Linked DNA regions of Homo sapiens: region 2 is linked to region 1. A link is an interaction called in ENCODE POLR2A ChIA-PET data of the cell type or tissue named here. Cell type or tissue: K562. All regions are shown on one strand. Each heading gives the region's core, and the rest is flanking DNA. Links, peaks and the distances in the headings are about the cores only.

What was found. ChIA-PET counts read pairs that join two places held together with the same protein. Peaks named below come from ENCODE experiments on the same cell type or tissue, not always from the same donor. Only the 100,000 strongest peaks of a DNase experiment are listed, where the experiment ranks them.
Region 2: POLR2A ChIA-PET joins it to region 1 with 5 read pairs; 4 of 35 experiments call an interaction of 5 or more read pairs at or near these places.

Annotation. Positions count from the first base shown.
Region 1 is chr15:89,105,134-89,112,567 of GRCh38, reverse strand. All of the region lies in intron 1 of ABHD2 (abhydrolase domain containing 2, acylglycerol lipase), which reads right to left. It overlaps LOC124903573, which reads left to right and starts at 6,036. Exons shown (of 7, transcript XM_047433432.1): 1 at 6,036-6,128. The coding sequence starts at 6,036. RefSeq lists an enhancer at 781-1,319. In K562, for the core only: no CTCF peak of the experiment used is centred there; a DNase peak (open chromatin) is centred at 3,104.
Region 2 is chr15:89,210,741-89,218,174 of GRCh38, reverse strand. It overlaps RLBP1 (retinaldehyde binding protein 1), which reads left to right. Exons shown (of 9, transcript NM_000326.5): 5 at 851-1,055; 6 at 2,937-3,115; 7 at 6,274-6,432; 8 at 7,366-7,434. Among named protein-coding and RNA genes, the nearest start is that of RLBP1, 7.1 kb to the left of the region's middle. In K562, for the core only: a CTCF peak has its summit at 1,936 (motif pointing left); no DNase peak of the experiment used is centred there; H3K27me3 peaks cover 2,960 bases.

The sequences.
Region 1 (7,434 bases), core at 994-5,993:
CAGAACAGTCTTGCCCAGCTTCCAATTATTATCTGTCCCTATTCTGAGACAAATTAGTCATAGAGGACCAGGCTGTGGTGAGGTGGGGCCGGAAGAGCAAAGTCTTCAGCCACATCACAGGCCACCTGACCCCACAGGCTTGGCTGCCAAATGAAAAACAGGGCATGGACCAGATCAAAGATCCTAAACTGGCAGCCCATGGGGCAGGCAGTGTTGCATTCAGCTGGCATTTAAAAAAAATTAATTTATTCATTGCCATATTATTAACACCAGGAGATTTCAGATAAAAATCTAGATTTCTGGTTTCTCTTGGAAACAAAATCAGAAGATTTGGCAACACAGGGCCAGCATTCTCACACGGCAACAATGGACAGAGCTGAGCAGGGCTGCCCCGCTTCAGACCCAGCAAGCTCTCTCCAGGTGGCCACAGTCCCCACCACTCCCTATTAGTGGTGACCTCAACACTGATCCCTGGCCCGCTTTAATAATGTATGGTACCTGAATGGTCCCCGTAAGCATCTGAATATGCAACCTTTGGAGAAAAGCATCTAAGGTCCCTTCTAGCCCTGAAAAGGTCTGTGTTGACTGAATATTTGAAAAATATACAATCAATATATATATATATAAATAAAAAATCCCTAGAAAAAATGATGGAAAGGCAGAGTGGCAATGCTGATAGGATAACAAGATGTAGTGCCTTTTATTTATTGATATTTTCATTGAGGTTTATTTATACCTTAACTCTTTCCACAAACTATTTGAGACAGCTTCAAGAAAACACCCTTACTGAATCTATATGCATAGGGAAAGATATGGAAATGTATAAGACTGGTGAATGCTTTCTGGCTTCCCTTAGCTAGGTGAGTCCATGTAACTAAATTCTGGTCAGCTCTGGAGGGGTAGATCTAATTTTTGGGAAAGCTCCTTAGAGGGCAGGGAGTTCACCCTTTGTCTGCCCTTTTCCCTTCTTGCATCCCTGGAATGCAGAAAACATGGCTGCAACTCTAACAGCCCTCTTGGGCCATGAAGTGACCTTGAAGTCTCTCTAGGAGCCCCATTAAGATGACAGCAGGGCAGAGAGACAGAAATCTGAATTCTTGACAACTTAATGGAGCCACCATATCAGATCTAGACTGCCTATCTCAGGACTTCTTTTACATGAGAGAATGAGCAGTTGAAGCCACTGTGACTTCTAGACTGTTTTACTTGGCAATTTCTAAAGATATAGAAGGAAAATTATATATTCAAATCTTTATGAATGCTAAAATCACTGCGTTATAAGAGTATTGGCGACTTCTTTTTTTCTATTTCCCAAAATTCATAATGACTACAAACATTTTTATTATTAGAACAAAGCTTTAAAATAGCAACTAAGAAAATCTAAGGAGAAATTTTAAAACACTGGAAAGGAAAATATGTATGTCAACATACACAACAATTATATATGTGATAAAGCTTTAATGCATGTGATTATGCTTTAATTAATTTATCTGAGCTTTCTGACTGTCAGGGGGAAAAGGGAAACCCAGTCAGACCTATGGTTTCCAAAATGGAAAGAGAGCTAACATATATTGTGCTCTTACGCCCAGTGGCATAAGAGAAACTCTGTGGAAACAGGGCTTATCTGGCACAGAATTATTTAAAAAAAATGTGGGACTTTATGTAAGGGGACCTTGAGTGATGTGACAGACAATGTCCTCCCACAACTTTTTTTAAATAGCAAATGCAGTAGAGAATTAATTTCCTCAACCCTCAAAAAATGCCAAGGTTTTAAAATTCAATTCAATTCAGGGAAGGCAATTCTATGAGAGATTTATAATTATTGTGGTCCAACTACACAGCCTCGATCCAAGGTTTCAACCTGAAGTCCTGAGGTACAGGTCAGTTCTGCATGTCCCTGGGGGTACTCCCTGGAGTTTCAGCAGGCTTAATTAAGTACCTGACTACCTCCTGTGCACCTAGCACTGTGAAGGTTGGCAGTTAAGTAAATTCTCATTTTAACCAGGGAGAAAAGAAATTTATGTTAAGGCTATCTGTACTTTAGAAGCTTAGATAAAAATCAGTCCAGAAAAAAAAAAATTAAGCAAGGAAGTCCTCATGGAGCAGCTAGATCTAGAACCCAGCCTTAGCGAATGAAGTACAGTTGTTCCTCCTTAACTGCAGGTTCAACCAATCAGATGAAAATTTTTGAAAAAAAAGACAATAAGGCCGGGTGCAGGGGACTCACGCCTGTAATCCTAGCACTTTGCAGGCCGAGGCGGGCGGATCACTTGAGACCAGGAGTTCAAGATGAGCCTGGCCAATATGGGGAGACCCCATCTCTACCAAAAATACAAAAAAATTAGCCAGGTATGGTGGCACGTGCCTGTAATCCCAGGCTGAGGCAGGAGAATCACTTGAACCTGAGAGGTGGAGGTTGCCACACTACCACACTCCAGCCTGGGCAACAGAGTGAGAGTCCGTCTTAAAAAATAAAAAAAAAGAAAATAAGAGAAAAGATAGTATAAAAAGAAAAATTTAAATAAAAGCAATACAGTATTTAAATTATTTACATCATTTACTTTGTAATAGGTATTATAAGTAATCTAGAGATGATTTAATGTATATAGGAGGATATGCATAGGTTATATGCAAATACTATGTCATTTTATATCAGACTTGATCATCTGTGGGTTTGGTATCTGCAGGGGAACTGGAACTATTTCCCCAAGGATATACAGGAACGACTGTATAAAATGTAGAAGCATGTGTAAGTATGAGTGTGTGCATGTACGTGCATATACATAGGTATTAAATGAGGAGATAAGTAATTTTAGAAGAAAAATTTTCACATTCACTTTATCTTGCTGCATTTTGTTTTATGGTATTCTTTTTTCCCCAAGTCTGACTTGTCACTATATATTAATATTCTGAACTTGTTCTAGATACAGCAAACTCTGATTCCATTGTATTATTTTGTGTGGCCCTCCCCACTTTCCAGACAGGTGAAATCCAGTTAAAATGAACATCAGGCAGCCTAGATAGGGAAAAGAAGTCACAGAGAACAGCTGGAGGGCTGGGTATGTCGCAGATGGAAAGGAAGCGTCTCCCTACCCCCACCCCAAACCCAGCTCCACCTTCATGATGGGCTGGGCTTCCTGTGTCCCTGTGGCAATCCCTTCTCTGTCGGCTAGCCCACACCTTCCCTGCCATTTTATGAATGGGATTTAGGTGCTGTAAATGGTAGTCAGAATTCCATTTATAGTCCGCATTAACAAAGGAAACCAAGGTGCTACCAAATGCCCAACATCTAGTCACCAAAGGAGCTCCCAGTGTTGCCCCTGGTCTCTAAGACAAGCTTGACTGGTATTTCCACCAGAGGTGAAGGCCTGAGCTGTGTCTCCCATGCCTCTTTCTGCTCTCCCCTGGCTAAAAGCATTATTTTCAGATGGAGGCACAGATAGAGTGAGAAACTGCCACTGCACTGGGAAAAGCTCCAGTCTGGGGGCTCTGAGACCTGGGTCCTAGTGTCTGCTCTGCCCTTTCCTGGCTGATGACCTTGAATCAAGGCACTTAATCTTTTTGGGCCCTAAAGGCCCCATCTGTAAAATGAGAAGGTTAGATTAGAAGTAGATGATGCCAAAGGTCTCTTTCAGCTAGAAATGTCTGAGATTCTAGGGACAGAATTGCGGTCCTCGGCTAAAGAGCACAGGAAAAAACTATCGCTGTACTTTGTAACAGAAAACGGCCATTTTCCAGCCTACTTCATAGATGATTACACAGTAAAATTCTTAAGAACTAACAACCCTCAGGGCCTTTGTTCTTTCTTCAAATAAATTAAACAGTTATATATTTTCTTTCAGCTGTGCCAATAATTTCATCATATTCATTCCACCTGCATGGGATCGTGATGCTTTCAGCCTTGGAACACCAATATTCACTGACAGGACACAACTTACAGTGCGGAAAGCACGAACAAACAGAGCAGAGAGATCCCAAACAAAGGAAACCCATTACCTGGTGTAGCAAGTTGAATAGGGACCCTCCCCACAAAATTCATGTCCATCTGAAACCAGTGAATGTGACGGTATTTGGAATTGGGTCTTTGCAAATGTAATCAAGTTAAGATGGGGTCGTACTCGTTGGAGGGAGTCCTAACCCCATGACTGGTGTCCTTGGAAGAAGTGAAATCTGGATACAAAGACACAGATACAGAGGGGAGGAGGCCACGTGAAGATGGAAGTGGAGACTGGAGCCACGTATCTACAGCAAGCAATGCCAAGGATGGCTGGCAACCATCAGAAGAGGAGACAAGCAGGGAACAGTCTTGCCTTCAGAGCCTAAGGAAGGAGCCAACCTTGTAAAACCTGTTTTCAAACTTCTAGCTTCTAGAATGGTGAGAGAATATGCCCAAATTACCTCTCATGACTCAGGAGTTCCACGCTCCTGTCCTTAGTGGCTGAAGGGACCGTTTGCCACTTCCTTCTGAAAGGACCCTTGTTACTCAGACACGCTCCCATCAATTCAGATGACAGCTAACTGACATGAACACCCACAGATGACTTCTTAACATAATACAAATTGCATTCTGTGAATAAATACTTATTGGCTTGGCTTCTTTGCCTCTGTGATTCAGCTATCAGAACCATCCTTTCCTTTCCTCTTAGCTATCAGCAAAGTGAGAGAGCTCAGAGGACACAGACAGCTGGGGGAGGGGGAGATCTCTCTTCCTTGCAACCCTCAAGGACCTAGCACAACAAGCTTTGATACTTATGGGTCCTAAGGCAAATACCTCTCAAGGAAAACCAAACCAAACCCCTAAAGGATTTCTCTGTTCCAATTCCATCTGGTTGAAGATGTAAATTTCATTTAGGGTCCAGTCCTGCAGTGACACAGCCAGTGCCAAATCCAGCCACAGTGTTTGTCCTGGGGCAAGTTCCTTAATCCCTCTGAACACCATCTGTAAACTGAACATGTTAATACATAAAGAGCATTTTAAAACAATGCCGGCATACAATACTACCGTATTTTTAATATTTTGGGGTACTACCGCAAAATATTCGCTATTACCATCTCCACTATTAAACTTTCCTCCATTTTGCCTCAGTAAACAACCTAAGTTGACAGATAGAAACGACCACAAAACATACTCCTTCCTAACTGACACACAAGTCTCATTAGCAATGAACTCACTAGCTGATTAACTGCTTGGGCCTCCTCCAATGAGTTTAAAATTAATTCCAGGACATACTCTTCTTGATTCTTCTAAAATGGAACCATATCTTCTAAAATGGAACCATGTTAGACTTAATAAATCACTGGATACTAAGTGGTGATCATCATGTCCCATAAACAGTTCCAAGATGCATTGTTCTTGTTTTCTGTGCTAAAATGCATCCTTGGCAGTGCACAGCTGGAACCCCTGCTCCTGACACCACCCCTCTCCTGCTGAGGGGCTTCTCCTGCCCATGGAAAGACTACCCATTCTTCCCTGCAGGTAAAAATCCCCTCTTGCCTAGCCTGGATCTCCCAGCAAACTGTAATGCCCTGAGATAAAACTTTGTCCCCCAAAGTACCCTGTGAGGATGTCAGGAGAAGGACAGCAGAAGGCCACAGCACACCACCCCAAAAACATGGTCTGTTTCCATCCCATGTCATTCTGATTTTTCAGCCTCTTTGGTGGCAGCTTAGATAAAAGTACAACCCCATCTTAACTTGATTACATCTGCAAAGACCCAATTTCCAAATAAGGTCACATTCACTGGTTTCAGATGGGACATAAATTTTGGAGGGTCACTATTGAACTTGCTACACCAGATAAAAGTGGTCAACCTTAAATGTGGGCAACATGACACCCTTGGAGAGAAAGTAAGGAGGAAATGGGCCACCTTCTCCCCACTTTATCTGCCATTTAACTAAATTAGTCAGAGCCATCATAGGGGGAAAAAAACCATTCTGCAGGGACGAAAACAAGCCCAGATGATTTTGGGGAGAAGGCCTAGCCATCCCCGTCTGAGTTGTGCCTTTGTGTCCTCTGAGTCTTTCACTGCCATGGGATGGGAGAGCCTCAGAACATAGCCAGGAGGCTTCGGGAACTGCACAGCCCTGGCGACCCGGCCCTGTTCTCACTCTCGGTAAGGTCTAATGAGGTGAGTGAGCACCTTAGCCAGCAGCTCACAGACCCACCTTTTAGCAAATCGGTGTTGGTCTAGGACCACGTGTCCTCCCACAGAGGGTTCTGTGGAATGGAGTCATCACGGTGCTCAAATACTCTGGGTTTGTTTGTTTTTGAGATGGAGTTTCGCTCTTGTCGCCCAAGCTGCAGTGCAATGGCACAATCTCAGGTCACTGCAACCTCTGCCTCCTGGGTTCAAGCCTCTGGCGTAGCTGGGATTACAGGTGGGTGCCACCATGCCCCACTAATTTATTGCATTTTTAGTAAAAACGGGGTTTCACCATGTTAGCCAGGCTGGTCTCGAACTCCTGACCTCAGGTGATCCACCTGCCTCGGCCTCCCAAAGTGCTGGAATTACAGGCGTGAGCTACTGCACCTGGCCAATACTCTGGGTTTTAAAAGACCACCTCTCGGCTGGGCACAGTGGCTTACATCTATAATCCTGGCCATTTGGGAGGCCAAGGAGGGTGGATTGCTTGAGCCCAGGAGTTCAAGACTAGCCTGTGTGACATGGAGAAACTCCGTCTCTATTGTTTAAAAGAAAAAAAAAAAAGACCTCCTCTCACCACCACCACCACCTCAAGCCAGAAGGGATGGGAAAGCCCTGGAAACAATAGGGCCAATCCTGTTTTCCAGAGATGCTGAGAAACACTGATTTTTGAACATTAACTAACTCAAGCCAGGGACTGCCCTGAAAGGGCGGGAGTGGGTTACCATAACAAGGAAGGATAAAGCCCTTGGTTGATCCAGTCCATCTCTTACAAACCAGGTCCTACAAGGTGAAGGGATCATCAAGTCACACACAATTTAGTAGAAGAGAACTGGAGGGATTGACAGATAATTAAATGTATTTACGGCAAGGTTGCCCTTTGTTGTATTCAAGATAAGTCCTTGAAATTGTCTTTCTGTGCAAACCTACTCATGTGATAACAGTTTTATTTAGCCATATTTCTTCCACAAAGTCATAAGGTCACACACTCAATCTGCTGGAATTTCAGAAAATAGTCTACAAGTTCTCAGGGGGAGTCAAGTTACCCAATGCAGGAAAACGTGAACCTCACATTTAAATGTCAGGAATGGCTACTAACCCATGAGCTTCCACAAAGAAAGTTACCAAACTAAAAATGTCTGAAGACTGAGTCACCAGTTAAACAGGAACATTTAATCGGGCACTTTTACGTGCCCTTACTAAAATACTGAAAGGAAGCTGGCCTCTTCCACTAGCAAATAACCCTGCTGAAAGAATAGTACTGGCTATGAGAGAACGAATGGGTAAAGCA
Region 2 (7,434 bases), core at 138-5,137, 110 kb before region 1:
GCTTTCCATCTCTGGGTCTTGCCTTCTGTATCTATGAAAGACGGTTGGTGGACTAGCTCAGAGGTGATCAGATTGTGCTCTGTGGAGGCTGACAGAGCTGTCTTAGGGCTGCTGGGGAGGATGAGAAGTGGCTGAGCTGAGCCTGGGCACCCAGCTTCCATCTCTGCTTCCTTGGGCATCTCAAGGGAAAGGTGCTATTAGCTCCTTCACACTTTACTCCCCCTCCTTTCCCTTCCCTCCTCATGCTGTCCAAGGAGAGAGCTGCCTGAGGCGCACGGAGGAGTTCTCCTGACCCAGCAGAGGGGAGGAATGTGAGGCTCTGGGCAGGAGGCAGGCTGCCATCTGCCAGAGAGCCGTGTTTTTGAAAAAATCAGAATCAAGCCTGGGAGGCAGCAGAGTGAAATGATGGAAAGAGGAGTCCCAGCTCCACTCCTTTCTCTCTGGGTGACCTTGAGCAAGAATATCTTCACCTTTATGAGCCTCAGTCTGCTCATCTGAGAGCTGGGGATAAGAACACCTACCATGATGGTCTGTGGCAAAGATTAAAAAACACAGTGCATTTAAAGGACTTAGCAGGTTGCTAGGCAAAGGCTCAGTGAGTGTAGGCAGTCATTTTTAGAAACTTTTAGACTGTTGGCCATATTCTGCAAATATGCGAATTCTCTCCACACACAACAGTCTCAGGTGTTGCCAGTGCAGATGCTGCCCCTGGGGCAGAAAAGCAAAGCTGCGGCTGCAGACCCCTGGGCCCCCTTGGCTGGTCTAGCTCTGGCAGGAGACTCATCACCTGTGTGTCCTGCCCCTCACCCGCACCTAAGTTTAACTTCATGCACACCCCACCCTGTTCTAGGCCAAGGATGAGCTGAACGAGAGAGAGGAGACCCGGGAGGAGGCAGTGCGAGAGCTGCAGGAGATGGTGCAGGCGCAGGCGGCCTCGGGGGAGGAGCTGGCGGTGGCCGTGGCGGAGAGGGTGCAAGAGAAGGACAGCGGCTTCTTCCTGCGCTTCATCCGCGCACGGAAGTTCAACGTGGGCCGTGCCTATGAGCTGCTCAGAGGTGAGGCCAGTGCTTGGAGGGACGGCCCTGGGAAGACGGGAGGCCATGAGGATGCTATCCGCTCTCATCCTGGCACTGAACAGGCCTGCTTCCATACTGTGGGCAAGTCAGTTTCTCTGAGCCTCCACATCCTTACCTGTAAAATGGGTCAGCTCTGATAATGAGCGAACGAATGAATGAATGAAGTGTGTCAGGAGCAGATTTCTGGAGGTCTGAGTCCTCTCAACTCTCTCCCAGTCTTGGGATTCAATGAGTAAAACTTGGGTACCCCATTTGGGTGACGAGGGGAGGAATTTCCCCTCCAGACCCCCACCATGAGAACCTAAGCTTTGGCTCTGGAATGCTGCAGGAAGGTGGATAGTGCCTCTCTCAGGGCAGTTACCTAAGCCTCATGTGCAGTGGAACTGAAGATGGTGTCAGACCTGGGAATGAACCCCGGGGACAGAACCGCTCTGGCACTGCTGGCTGGATGAAGACAGGATGCCTCAAGAAATCATCGGCCGGTTGCGGTGGCTCACGCCTGTAATCCCAGCACTTTGCGAGGCCAAGGCGGGCAGATCATCTGAAGTCGGGGGTTTGAGACCAGCCTGACCAACGTGGAGAAACCCCATCTCTACTAAAAATACAAAACTAGCCGGGCGTGGTGGCGCATGCCTGTAATCTCAGCTACTGGGGAGGCTGAAGCAGGAGAATCGCTTGAACGCAGGAGGCAGAGGTTGCGGTGAGCTGAGATCGTGCCATTGCACTCCAGCCTGGGCAACAAGAGCAAAACTCTATCTCAAAAAAGAAAGAAAGAAAAAAAAAAAGGGGGTGGTTCCCTCAAGAAATCGAATCTTGGGCACTGGTGGACGGAAATGGGGTCTGAGTGGGCCCTCTGCAGGCTAATGATTTTCCTTTTCCTACTTCTTCCTTCTCCAAATGGTAATTCAGGGCCATGCTGTGCCAAGAACTGTTTTAGGCCAAGGGATGCAGTGGAGACAAAACAGACAAGTTCCCTGCCCTGGTGGAACTCATATTCTAATGGTGGAAACAATACATCCAATAAATAAAGTAAAATTATATAGGGTTAAATAATGGTAAGGAATAAGGAAAGAAATTAAGGAGGTGGATATAAAGTCTTGAGGGGCTGAAGTTTTAGATAAAGTGGCCAGGGAAGTCCCAGTGCAAAGGGAATTTTGAAGAAAAACCCGAAGGAAATGAGATATCTGTGGGGAAGAGCAGCCAGGGCAGAGGCAACAGCAAAGACAAAGGCCAGGGGTTGGGAGGTGCCCAGAGTGTTCCAGAGCAGTGAGCAAGTTGATGTGGCAGTCTCTTGGCAGAGGTGCCCAGGTCCTCTAGGGGCTCAAATTTGGTGGTGCAGGCCACAGAGGTGGGGAACTGCTCAGGATGGGTAAGGATGGTGTTTGTGGACCGTAGAGGTGCTGCTGGAATCAGGAGCTCTGTGTCCTGCTTGGGGTTTGGATTTTACTTGGGAGCTTCTCCTCAGCCCTGTGCACACCTCACCACTCAGCTTATCCTGTGCCCAGCTGAAAAATCTGTGTCTTGTCCCCATGGGGAAGAAAATAACAAGTAATGATTATCCTCATATTTAAGACTATGCCTCATGTTTGCCCAAGCTTATGATGATGTTTACACCTTGAATCTCATTTGATTGCCACAACAATTTGGTGAGATAGGCCACTATCTAGACTATCTAGAATAGATAGGTCAATATCGAGATCCCATTTTTTGGAGAGGAAACATGGGGCTCGGATAGGTTGAGTAGCCAGCTCGGTCACACATAGGACCTGGCAGGAGGTCAGGTCTCTGAGTCCCACTAGGAGGGATGGGGTAGGGATGGGATGGCTCCCTGAGGGGGTTCCTCTGCTCTCCTTCCTCCAGGCTATGTGAATTTCCGGCTGCAGTACCCTGAGCTCTTTGACAGCCTGTCCCCAGAGGCTGTCCGCTGCACCATTGAAGCTGGCTACCCTGGTGTCCTCTCTAGTCGGGACAAGTATGGCCGAGTGGTCATGCTCTTCAACATTGAGAACTGGCAAAGTCAAGAAATCACCTTTGATGAGGTTAGTGGGGGCTCGCCTGGCTCCCACCCTGTGGGCTGGGTTCCCTCCCTCAACCCTGGCCTCTACTGGGCCCTCATTCCTGGTTCTCCAGGAGGCAAGGTCTGTAGAGGGGGAAAGGTGGGCAGCCACCTGCCACCTAGCCCTTTCCAGGCAGGGAGAGAATTCCTAGGATGTGCCAGGGCAGCTGGAAAACCCAGTAGCTTTGCAGGTGGAGCTTGATGGTCAATAATACATGGCTCTTCCTGGGTATCCCTGCCAAGTGCCAAGTGGGGGTAACAGCTGTGTGCCATGAGCTGGGGGCTGCCCTGCCACATGCTAAATGCTGAGAGCAACAGAGAGAACAGGGATTAGTGGACTATAGGCTGGAAGAGATTCTGGAAAGCACAGGTTCCAATCTATTTAGGAGCCCGAGTTCTTTGTGCTCGCAAAATTGTGTACGCAATTTTGCTTGTCTGAGCCGTTAAGGGGGCTGCCCCAAGTTGGGGAATTAGGGTTTGTCTTGGGAGAACTTTGGCATGCGCCACTGAGCCTGAAAAAGATTCCTTTAATTTAAAAAAAAAACTGCTACAAACTTATTTTATTTTATTTATTTATTTTTGAGATGGAGTCTCGCTCTGGTCACCCAGGCTGGAGTGCAGTGGCATGATCTTAGCTCACTGCAACCTCCGCCTCCTGGGTTCGAGCGATCCTCAAGCCTCAGCCTTCCAAGTAGCTGGGATTACAGACGCACGCCACCATGCCCAGCTAATGTTTGTATTTTTAGTAGAGACGGGGTTTCACCATGTTGGCCAGGCTGGTCTCAAACTCCTGAGCTCAAGTGATCCGCCCACCTCGGCCTCCCAAAGTGCTGGGATTACAGGCATAAGACACCGCACCTGGCCCAAACTAATTTTAGATAATGCTATCTAGTTGTGCCAACACAATTTATTAAAAAGTCCATCTTTTTTCAATGACTTGAAATGCCATCTTTATCATGTTTTATATTTTCGTATGTGCTTGGTCTATTTCTGGACTTTCTATTCTGTTCCATTGGTCTCTTTATCTATTCATACTCCAATATCATACTGTTTCGATGATAGAGATTTTGTGGCATGTTTAATCTGTTAGGGCTAGTTTTGTCCTTAGTGATCTGCTTTTTGGGGGGCTTTTCTAGCTACTTTTGCATGTTTATTTCCCCCTATGATCTTCAGAATTAATTTGTCTAGCTTTAGGAGAAATATTAGGAGTATGTTTTGGGGATAATATTAAACATAAATAACAAGCTTGGGGAGAGCTGGCTTCTTTCAGAATGTCACATTCCTGGCCAGTTGTCCTATCCACAAATGTGAGATGCCTTCTGTTTTCTTCAAGCCTACTTTTGAGTTTTCAGGAGTGTTTTAAAGATTTCTTCATAAGCTATGACTGTGCTACTGCACTTCATCTGGGGGGACAGAGAGAGACTCTGCTTCTGAAAAATAAAAAGGTTTTAAAAATTTTTTCCTCACAACGTTGTGCACATTTTTCATTAAATTTGTCTTAGGTATTAATTTTGTTGTCATTGCTAAAAATGGGGCTCTTTCTTCCATTATATCTTCTAGTTGGTTATTGTTTGTATAAATGAAGGTTATTGTTTTTGTTTTTTAATTGTATATCCCCCTATTTTACTGAACTCTTTTAAAATTTATGTTAGTTTTATAATGGATTCTCTGGGGTTTTCTAAGTATACTATAATACTATCTGTAAGTAGAGGAGATAGTTTTTCTTCTCCCTTTCCACTTCTTATGCCCCTGATTTTTTTTTTTTTAACAAATTGATTGCATTGGTTAGTACTTTCAATATAGAATTAAATGGTGGCAGAGATGGTGAAGTCTTTATCTAATTCCTGATCTTAGTAAGGATGCCTCTAGGGTTTTCCCATCAAATAAGACACTGGCTGTAGGACTGAAATGCACACCTGCCTATCTGTGTGTATTAAGGAAGAGACTTAAATATATGTTTTTTCTTATTACGTAAGTGATATCTACTCATTTTAGAAAATACAAAAAATTGGCTGGGCGCAGTGGCTCATGCCTGTAATCCCAGCACTTTGGGAGGCCAAGGTGGGTGGATTGCCTGAAGTCAGGAGTTCGAGTCCAGCCTGGCCAACATGGTGAAACCCTGTCTGTCTCTACTAAAAATACAAAAATTAGCCAGGCATGGTGGCAGGCACCTGTAATCCCAGCTACTTGGGAGACTGAGGCAGGGGAATCGCTTGAACCTGTGAGGCAGAGGTTGCAGTGAGCCAAGATCGCACCACTGCACTCCAGCCTGGGTGACAGAGCAAGACTCCATCTCAAAAAAAAAATTACAGACAAATTTAAAATCATTTGCAATTCTACTACCTAGAGAGCTCTACTATTGACATCCTTCCAATCTTTTCATACATGTATGCACGCACATACACACACACACACACGCGCACACACACACACATTTTTCTTTTTTTTTTTTTTTTTGAGACACAGTTTTGCTCTTGTCGCCTAGGTTGGAGAGCAGTGGCGTGATCTCGGCTCACTGCAACCTCTGCCTCTCAAGTTCAAGTGATTCTCCTGCCTCAGCCTCCCAAAGTAGCTGGGATTACAGGTGCCTGCCACCATGCTCAGCTGATTTTTTTGTATTTTTAGTTGAGATGGGGTTTCACCATGTTGGCCAGGCTGGTCTTGAATTCTTGACCTCAGGTGATCCACCTGCCTCGGCCTCCCAAAGTGCTGGGATTATAGGCGTGAGCCACCGCACCCAGCCCACACATTTTTCTTACAATAATGGGATTATATTCTACAATAATATATCATGCACATTTTCCTGTATTATTAGTCTTCTGTATTGTTTTTAATTGTTCCAGAGTATTCCATGGCATAAATGTACCATAATTTCACCAGTTCCCATTGTTGGACATTTAGGTTGTCTCCAATGTTCCCACTATTGCAAGAGTACTGGGATAAACCTTCTGGCCTCTAAGCATGGATGTGACATTTGAACTTGTTTTCTTGGTATACATTCACAGAAGTGGAATGTCCGAGATCAAAGCCTGCAGCAAATTACCCCAGTGAAGAATGTACCAATTAGCTCTCCCCTCAGGACCTCAAGCCTTAATTATTGTTGCGGGTTAGATCTTACAGCCTGTTCTCTCTGTGCCCAAGATCTTGCAGGCATATTGCTTCATCCTGGAGAAGCTGCTGGAGAATGAGGAAACTCAAATCAATGGCTTCTGCATCATTGAGAACTTCAAGGGCTTTACCATGCAGCAGGCTGCTAGTCTCCGGACTTCAGATCTCAGGAAGATGGTGGACATGCTCCAGGTGAGGCTTAGAGTTCTGTCGCACGGCAGCCTCCCACAGCTGGGGAGGCTGAGAGGCTGGGCCTCCTTTCATGGTGCTTGCAGGGAACTGAGAAGTTGGACCACCTCGCGCCATAAAGAGCAGTGACAGCCACAGTCCCAACCATAAGCACCTGCATAGTGATTGACAGTTTGCCAAGTATTCCCTTTCATTCTTCCATCGACTCCTTGAGAGCATTCTCTCCCTCCTTCCCTGCTTCATTTTTCAAACCTGGAAACGAAGGCTCAGAGATTTAAGAGACATCTCGAGGTCACACAGCAATAAAGCGGCAGAGGCCAGACTTGAACCTGCATCTTCTGACCTGGAATCCCATGTTGTCTGTCCACATATGTCGCACTGCCTCTCTTTGAATGTGGATTCACCCCGAGAAAGGGATTATCACTAACCCTCTGATAACTCACTCCTATATGTGCTGACATGTCAGGAGTCCTTTCTTAGAGCCATCTTAGATCTGCTCTGTGTATTGGGAAAGGAGGGGTGGGAGGTGGAGGTTGTGGGAGGGGCTGATGGACAATGAGGGATGATAATACTGTTCCTGTCGTTTGTAATAGTTTGCAGTCCCTTCGGCAGGCAAGTGGGTTTGAAAAAACTCACCAAAAGGTCAAGCAAGGCTACTTTCATTTCTTTTCCTAATTCCCAGTTTAATTTGCATCAGCAGGGAGAGGGTTGGGTCTTATGAATCTTGGGGCTTCCTCCGTGCAGTCTGGGCCACAGTGAGCCAGGGATCCCTAGTTGCTGGCCTGGAAATAGGACCTTCAGTGGGCCCTTCTCCAGGGCAGCCCTGTGATGCTGGACAAGTCTGTTCTATGCCATGAGGAGAGGCAGCAGGGAATGAGTGGGAGCCTCTGAGGTCACTGGGGCCATGGGGAACGGGGTATCTCTCTGTCACCGCAGGATTCCTTCCCAGCCCGGTTCAAAGCCATCCACTTCATCCACCAGCCATGGTACTTCACCACGACCTAC